3 separate regions of the Homo sapiens genome follow, and all the other regions are linked to region 1. Evidence: chromatin contacts called from ENCODE Hi-C or POLR2A ChIA-PET data. All regions are on one chromosome and are shown on one strand. Each heading gives the region's core, a stretch centred on a gene start or an enhancer-like site at or near the end of the contact. The rest is flanking DNA. Distances are from core to core; before and after follow the strand shown.

Region 1 (2,700 bases), core at 13-2,512:
CTCCCCCTACCCCAGTGTCGAGGCCCCCATGGAGCAGGGAGGAGCTGGGATGAGGAGCATCCTTACCTGGGCAATCTGTCCAGACCCATCTCAGGGATCTCCTCCTCCTGTACCCCCCACCACCTCCACTTCCCTGCTGGCTCCTACAGCCTTTGCACCCCCTTCTCATGGTGCTTTTGGGGCATCACATGGTGTGCACCCTCATCTCTTATGAATTCAGCTAGACCTGCTCAGCACAGCAGAGTGAGAGAGAGAAGGGCAGTAGGCTTCACTGGAGTGGCCCTTCCCTGCCATCCCTCACAGTGAGCCTGGGCCCTGGAGTTGGGACATTTGGAGAACAAAGCCACTTTTCCTCAGCCAGTGCGGTTACCGTGGCCATACTCGTCCCAGTGAGTATGAGTCTAGGACTCAAAAAGTGCTTCAAGGCCTCCTAAACCCTAGCTGACACTTCCTGTGGCACTCAGGCAAAGGAACAAACAGGCTTCCAGTGTACAGGCCGGGAGCATGCCCTGCTGGACACTTCAGTGATTCTGCCCGGACTCAAGGGTTGGAAGGTGGGCAGTGACTGGTCACCTTTCTCTTCATATCTATACCGCCTGGCACTGAGGAGTCACCAAATGAATCTGTCTTAAAGCAAAGTGGGCGTATTTTTGAAGAAGTAAATATCAGCCAGGCGCCGAGGGTGGGCAGATGCACCCTGGGCACAGCACAGGTGGAAGAGGGCAGGGCGTGTACAAGACTGAGCAAGAGGAGGTAGAAGGCGAGCCAGGATATGAGGGTGTGGCAGTGCAGAGAAGGGGCCCTGCTGAAGGACAGGAAAGTGGGCTGGGAGCAGCTCCAGGAAGCCCACTTCCATGGCACAGTTAGCAGGGATGAGGTAGCAAGAATGGAGGCGGCAGCTGGTGAAACATGCCTCTCTCATTCACCCCAGGTGAGAGGACAGTGACCCAAGCCACGGTGCGTTCAGGGATGGGGCAGGCTTGGTTAGAAGGGAGGACCCACAGGCTTCCTAGCCTGTTGGGGTGGAGGGGTGACGAGGGTCTTTGGACGACAGGCAGGTCCTATCATGTGCTTGTAGAAGCCATGGTGGTTAATTTCTGCCTTCTTTTGTAACTGTGGCATTAGGAAGCAGGACTGACCCCATTCCTCTAAATCATGCCCTGGTCTCAACCTTTCCTCCAGAGTACTTCCTCTTTTGTACAGGGCCCCTTCCCAGCCTGTGGCTGTCCTAATGAACCACCTTGCTGTGTCACCTTCAGGTGACCAAAGATGAAGGCTCCAGGGGCTCAAAGGGGAAACTGAAGGGTAACATGAGTCAGGGGTTCCAGAGGCTTGACTCAGAAGCTCTGCGCCTGTCCTGGGCAGGCCGAGCCTGATAAGTTTCCAGCCCTAAGGTGTGATTGCAGTAAACCTTCTGGAAGCCAGAGCCGGCTTCATCTACAGATGTGAGGTTTGTGGGAGGAGGCAGAAGTGCTCTTGTGGCTTAACGGGCCCTCTTGGCTCCAGCTGCTCAGAGGAGGGGCAGCTGAGAGCCACACAAGGCCTTGCCTCTGAAGTTTGAAGCATTTACAGGCACCACCTCCCCCCCTACAACTTTTTCCAGGCCACATCAGGCAAGCTCCTTTCTTAAGAACTGACCTTGTGTGTCTCTTTTTGCATCTGAGTTCTTTAGAAAAATCTCTCCCTTTTTTCCTGTGGGGCCCTGCATGCCTGCCTTGGCCCCACTGCCCGAATATGCCTTCTCTCATTTCCCTCCTGCCTCTGCCGTGTAGTTTCTAATGTAGCTCAAATGTGAAAAATTAGGTTTGCATGGTTGCCATGAATTTTACGTGAATCACATTTAAATCAATAAAGCCTGTAGAATGAATCAAGTTATCGTTATTATGAGGTAGCAGGGGGCTATTTAAAGGGGCTGTGGGCCTTTAAGCACATAATGGAAAAAGTTTCCTACTACTGGATGATCCCCGATAAAGCACTTAACCTTTTGCAGCTCTGGGCTCCCTCAGTACCTGTGATGCGTTTGAAGTTTCTACTTTCTTCTTAGCAGGTGTGATCAAGCAGAACTAGAATGAAAGTCACATTTTCCATGACTTGTTTCTTATTTGAACAGTTGCTAATCTTTTTTTTTCTTTTTTTTTTTAAGTGGGTAGTCTTTTAAATGACATTCTGTTTCAAATGTGTGAGCTTGGGATCTTTGATGTAAATAGCAGGAAAAAGTGGGCGGTAATGTTATGGAACGTGGAAAGCCTGCCTTTTCTAGGTCGTGCTTTTAGAGCAAGAACCAGAGAGAAGAAAGAAAGGAAAGAGAAGATGAAAAAGAAAAAAGGCTGTGCAGGGGTCACGGCTGGAAAGGCCCTCATAGCAGCCTGGCACATCATGTTCTGACTCTGGGTGCAGGGCTCCCCCCACCTCCCCATTTTCACCTTGATCAGTCCTGACATTCTCTCCACGGGCCAGCTCTGGTCTGTGTGTTGGGAATGACCACTCCAGGAACAGAGTCCAGGCAGTCAGCATAGCTGAGGGTTTGCCACAGTGCTCTGGACAGTTGAGTAAGACAGGAGCTACAGCCGGGCACGATGGCTCACGCCTGTAATCCCAACACTTTGGGAGGCCGAGGCAGGCAGATCACCTGAGATCAGGAGTTCGAAACCAGCCTGGCCAACATGGTAAAACCCCATCTCTACTAAAAATACAAAAATT
Region 2 (2,700 bases), core at 29-2,528, 280 kb after region 1:
TGGCTTGATGGGTGTGTGTCTGGGTGTAATTTCCTTTATCGTGTGTAATTTAAGGAAGTATCCCTCTTTCTAATTTGATGTGTTTTTTTCTAAATTTTGTAGTAAATTTTGTCAAATGCCTTTTCAACATCTACGATGATTATGATTTTTAACATATTAATATGAATGAAATTAGGCTGGGCGCAGTGGCTCACACCTGTAATCCCAGCACTTTGGGAGGCTGAGGCAGGCAGATCACAAGGTCAGGAGGTCAAGACCATCCTGGCTAACATGGTGAAACCCCATCTCTTCTAAAAATACAAAAAAGCTAGTCAGGTGTGGTGGCGGACGCCTGTAGTCCCGGGAGGGTGAGGCAGGAGAACTGAGTGAACCCAGGAAGCGGAGCTTGCAGTGAGCCTAGATCGCACCACTGCACTCCAGCCTGGGCAATAGAGCGAGACTCCATCTCAGGAAAAAAAAAAAAAAAAAAAAAATATGTGTGTATATATATATATATATATATATATATATATATATTTGAAATTAAAAGATGTTCTAATTTTGAGCTATCCTTGTCACACTGTACAATTCTCACTTGGTTTAGGTCACTTTTTTTTTAAGGCCCCAGTGGGGTTTGTTTGGTAATATTTTATTTTGGATTTTCTTACCTTGATTTGTATGTAAACATCTTACCTTGTTTTGTTTTGGAGATAGGGCCTTGCTCTGATGCCCAGGCTGGAGTGCAGTGGTGTGATCATAGTTGATTGTGATTTTGAACTCCTGGGCTCAAGTGATCCTCCTGCCTCAGCCTCCTAGACAGGCATGTGCCACCATGCCTGGCTAATGATTAAATTTTTTTAGAGACAGAGTCTTGCTATGTTGTCCAGGCTGGAGTTCAGTGTATATTGTAGACGTGAATTGGTCTTTCCGCTGGAATCATTCCCTCTCCTATCTGTTTCAAATTCATGCATAAGTACTCCACCCACACCCCCCAGTTGGAAAGTATTGATGTTGTCCAACCTGCCTTGAGAAGGGAGAACTATGTTTCCCTCTTTGTATCTCTGCTGGTGTCCAGTCCACTGCTGTGTTTTTGGTAAATACTTGACCCATAGAATGTGGGAGGCAGGAAGGAAAGCTTCTGCGTTTCCTTTCTGGACCAGAAATCATGGATCCGTTAAGCATATTGAGAAACCAACAGGTCAGGTGGCTGCACACTCTAGTTGCATCTGACTCTGAATTGCTCATGGGCCCCTGAGCACCAGTGATTTGCTTTTCTTTTATTGCAAAAGCAGAAGTGGGGGTTGAGTGAGCTTGGGCAGCCTTGGGAGGCAGGCAGGCCCGCGTCAGTGCCATCCTGGCTGTTTGTAGCTTGTATGACCTTGGGGAAATCCCCTCAACTCTCTGAGCCTTTGTTTCTTCTCTCATTAAGTGGGGATCATCCGTTCCTCATTGGACTATTGTAAGGCCTAAGATCAAACTTTTTTTTTTTTTTTTTTTTTGAGATGGAGCCTTCGCTCTGTCGCCCAGGCTACAGTGCAGTGGCACGATCTCCGCTCACTGCAAGCTCCACCTCCCGTGTTCACGCCATTCTCCTGCCCCAACCTCCCAAGTAGCTGGGACTACAGGAGCCCGCCACCTCACTCGGCTAATTTTTTGTATGTTTAGTAGAGACGGGGTTTCACCGTGTTAGCCAAGATGGTCTCGATTTGCTGACCTCATGATCCACCCACCTTGGCCTCCCAAAGTGCTGGGATTACAGGCGTGACCCACTGTGCCCGACCCAAACTTTTTTTTTTTTTTTTTGAGACGGAGTCTCACTCTGTCGCCAGGCTGGAGTGCAGTGGTGTGATCTTGGCTCACTGCAGTCTCCGCCTCCTGGGTTCAAGCAGTTCTCTGCCTCAGCCTCCTGGGTAGCTGGGATTACAGGCGCCAGCCACCATGCCCGGATTTTTTTTTTTTTTTTTTTTTTTTCCAGTAGAGATGAGGTTTCACCGTGTTGGCCAGGCTGGTCTTGAATTCCTGACCTCATGATCCACCCGCCTCGGCCTCCCAAAGTGCTGGGATTACAGGCGTGAGCCACTGCACCCAGCCCCCAGATCAAACATCTTTCAAGGCACTTGGAGCAGTGCCTGGTCTCCAGGGTCTTTAGGCTGTAACCACAGCAAAGCACTCAAATCACAGCCACTCTCCCTTCTGTCTTCCCTCCAGTGTGGGGGTGTGGAGGACCAACCTTCTTGTTCCCATTCACCCTGGAGTTCTTTCTTCTGAACTTCATCTAGCACCTGCTATGCACCAGGGATTCATGGGGGGGATGGTGGGGCGGAGGTCAAGGACGGTCAAGTCTGGCCTTCAGCTTGCCTCAGTCCCCGTGGCTGATGCCTTGCCCTTTGCTCTGGAATCTGGGCCCTACAAGCTCCTACCAGGCTCAGTGCAGAGAGGGCTCGAGGGCACCCCCTATCGGTGAGCAGATTCCATAGCTGCCCACGCCTCCCCCTCTCTTGAGTGGATGATCAACCCCAGCAATCTAGAGACATGTTCTTGGATTCTGCCAGCTTTATTTTTCAGTTGAAAACTCAAAGGAAAAAGTTACATTCCCAAAAGAAAGTAAAACACTTCCAATGATGTAGCCTGGAGGCCTGAGTTCACAGGTGCCCCTACCAAAACAGAGGCCCTCCCCAGGGTCCCCTGAAGCATTCAGTCCCAGTGTGTCTACCCCAAAGA
Region 3 (2,700 bases), core at 5-2,504, 490 kb after region 1:
GGCAGATGAAGCAGCCAAGCACACATTAAGGCAAATCATGGCTTTCCTAAAGAGGACCCCAAGCTGGGCTTCAGACAGTCTTTGAACCAGCACCAGTGCACCAGGCCAAGGGGAGGGAGGCATCCTCTTTGGGAAGACTGGTAGGAGCTTGGAAGACCCCGTGGCTTCCACAAACTGTAGATTTCCCAGTGACCACTGCTCAGTCCAACAGCCAGTGACATCAGCTCCACTGTCGGGAAGTAGAAAACCAGTGAAGGTCCAACTAGCCTGGTCCCTGAAGCATGACTGGCCCTTCCAGAACATACACCTTTCCCCTATCACCTCCTCTCCCTGACCCCGAAGAGCTTCGGGCACACCACCAACTGACCACCTATCCACAGTGACCTGCAAACCAGAGCGGGGAGGGTATTTGCCTAGCTTGGCAGGGAGGGGCGAGATCCACTTCTGCCACCAGTCACCAGCTGGTCCCACCAGCACCTACCCAGCACCGGCGGTGGACGGTGAGCGGCGTCTGGGCCCAGAGCTGGGTGCCATCAGCAGTAAGAGGACCCCTGCGCTCGCGGGGTGCCCGCCTTACCCCGCGGGGAGGGGTCAGGCCTAGGGGCCACGGCCCGCTTCGCTCTCTGATTTTCACCTCCCCAGGGTCTCCCAGGGGCCTCGGGTGTCCTTCCCGGATCTTGCGCGAAGTCGCGGGGGCAGGGAGAGAAACGCGGGTACCCGCGCCCCTAGAAGTCAAATGTTTGGCAAATAGCATTTGGGAATTCGTTGGGGTTTTTTTGTTTGTTTTGGTTTTGTTTCTGAACCCCCGGGGGATATTTCTGGAAATCTCAACCTGAGTCACTAGAGAGAATCGCGCCTTTTTCTAAAAAGCCCAGGGGCCGTCCTCTCCGGGGAGGGGGACGCGGCGGGCCGCGAAGGGCGCTCGTTCGGGTGGGGGCCGGACGACCCCGCCACGCGCGATCGGGCCACTCTGGGACGCAGGAGCTGAACCCAACCGGAGACGCGGCCGGGACCAGCGCTGGGAGGCCGGACCCCGCCCCGGCCGGGCCCCCACGCCCTCCGCCGCGCCTCGATGCCCGCGACCCGACCCGCGCCCCCTGGCATCCCAGGAGGCCCCAGCCAAGGGCTCAGTGCCCGGGGCCCCCAGCAGGTGCTGGCGCCACCGGCCCCCCGCTGTCTCCCGCTGGTCCCCGCGCCCCGGCGTCCCCGCGCCGCACTCACCGCCGCCCGCGCCGCCTGTCGAGCCGGGAGGTCTGAGCTGGCCTCTCGGGCGCCCCGAGAAAAGGGCCGGGCGGCGGGGACGGGGGCGGGGGCTGGACCCGCCGGGGCGGAGCGCGGCCGGCTTGGGCTTCCGGCTTCTCCCGCCCCCGCGGCCCGCACCTGGGCCCCAGGCGAGACCACCGCCGGTTCCCCGCCTCACTCTGATCGCCCCCAGGCTCCATCCCACACCCGGCTCGCTCGCCACCCCAGAGCTTCCCAGGCTTACCCCCGAGACGCCTGGCGCGGACCTGGTGTCTCCCCCACTCTCCTATCCTGCCCCTGCCTCTCGGTGCCAGCCCCACCCGTCCGCCCCCGACAGCCTGGCCCTCCCTCCTGATTTGCCGCTCGCGGCTCTCCCCACTTTCCCCCCTCCCCGCGCCGCTCCACCACTTCCAGGCGGCGGGACCACCAACCTCGACCCCGGACCCGCGCTGGGGCGCTCCCGGCCCTCTGGAGGGCGGCCCTTCTCTTCCTGTAACTCTACAGACGCGTCCGGACAGACCAAGACACTCTCTGTGCCTTCGGGCATGTTACCCATCCTCTCTGAGCTCGGCTTCCTGTCTGCAAAATGGGCACAATAGCGGTCCTGTCTCCTAAGACCGACTGGGAGTGAACTGGGAAGATGGTAAAGTTTTTAGCACAGGATAGGTATTAGGTAAGGCTTATCAGCTGCCTGTCCGCTTTGTGCCCCCAGGGTGGTCCGTGCCGCCAGGTAGGCCTTTCTCAGCCATCACTGAAAGCAAGCTCTGGAAATCAGTAGCCCCATTTCACATCCGCCCCTAAATGGGTGCCATCTGCCCGTCTGCTTGGAGCCCCATCGGCCGGCTGCAGTGATAACAGCAGCAGCCTGGATCCAGCAGGCTCTCTGGGAAATCATTAGAGGGAATTAAGAAGCATGCCTGGCTTTCAGAGTACACAGAGTCAGGAGATGGGCAGAACCATGATGTGGCCATCCACAAACAAACGCCATTTGGACAGGGAGCTTCCGAGCCCCATGCTGGCAAAGACCTGGATCTTAGAACCCTCCGGTGCCCAAATCCCATGCCTTTACCCGAGGTCCTAAAGATAGTGAGGCCCAGATAGGGAGTGTGGCTTGTCCCGGGTCCCTCAGCAAAGTGTCCCCAGCCCCAAGTTCTTGCCACCTTGCGCCATGTCCACTGACGGGCCACCCTCAGCCGTGGACGAGTTACCAAGTTGGAAGGGATTTCAAAGTTCTCCCAAGCATAGGAGGTTCCCATGTAGATGTTATTAGTGTGGGCAACATTTTACTGCTTTTAAAATATGAAGGGGGCGGGTGCAGTGGCTCTTGCCTATAGTCTCAGGACTTTGGGAGGCCATGGCCAGAGGATCTCTTGAGCCCAGGAGTTCAAGGCCAGGCTGGACAACATAGTGAGACTCCATCTCTATAAAAATTTTTTTAATTAAAAGAATAATAATAAA

The links. Hi-C counts contacts between places; a loop is a spot of excess contacts on that map. ChIA-PET counts read pairs that join two places held with the same protein, here RNA polymerase II (POLR2A). Pooled maps may share reads with other maps.
Region 2: a loop to region 1 is called in a map of OCI-LY7, with 4 times the contacts of the local background. The contact joins two enhancer-like sites. A Hi-C loop is called at or near these places in 1 of 168 maps with a recorded cell type or tissue (OCI-LY7), 2 of 37 single-sample maps with no recorded cell type and 9 of 50 pooled maps. POLR2A ChIA-PET finds 5 or more read pairs at or near these places in 2 of 52 experiments (B cell and activated CD4-positive, alpha-beta T cell).
Region 3: a loop to region 1 is called in a pooled map, with 2.9 times the contacts of the local background. The contact joins the promoter of LITAF here to the enhancer-like site in region 1. A Hi-C loop is called at or near these places in 1 of 168 maps with a recorded cell type or tissue (heart right ventricle) and 6 of 50 pooled maps. POLR2A ChIA-PET finds 5 or more read pairs at or near these places in 3 of 52 experiments (PC-9, activated CD4-positive, alpha-beta T cell and activated CD8-positive, alpha-beta memory T cell).

What each region holds. Positions count from the first base shown.
Region 1 is chr16:11,092,965-11,095,664 of GRCh38, forward strand. All of the region lies in intron 19 of CLEC16A (C-type lectin domain containing 16A), which reads left to right. Among named protein-coding and RNA genes, the nearest start is that of CLEC16A, 150 kb to the left of the region's middle. RefSeq lists an enhancer at 1,909-1,958. Within about 2 kb of position 1,263, at least 11 of the 41 ENCODE cell types and tissues checked have a DNase peak (open chromatin) inside an H3K27ac peak, as active enhancers do; they include OCI-LY7 and PC-9, where a contact is called at or near this core.
Region 2 is chr16:11,369,498-11,372,197 of GRCh38, forward strand. LOC400499 (putative uncharacterized protein LOC400499) reads right to left here. Exons shown (of 67, transcript NM_001370704.1): 67 at 2,518-2,700. All of the region lies in intron 1 of LOC105371082 (a long non-coding RNA gene), which reads left to right. Among named protein-coding and RNA genes, the nearest start is that of RMI2, 25 kb to the left of the region's middle. RefSeq lists enhancers at 983-1,042, 1,228-1,728. Within about 2 kb of position 1,279, at least 3 of the 41 ENCODE cell types and tissues checked have a DNase peak (open chromatin) inside an H3K27ac peak, as active enhancers do; they include OCI-LY7, where a contact is called at or near this core.
Region 3 is chr16:11,585,665-11,588,364 of GRCh38, forward strand. It overlaps LITAF (lipopolysaccharide induced TNF factor), which reads right to left and starts at 1,255. Exons shown (of 4, transcript NM_001136472.2): 1 at 1,222-1,255. RefSeq lists an enhancer at 9-118 and silencers at 1,019-1,098, 1,129-1,608.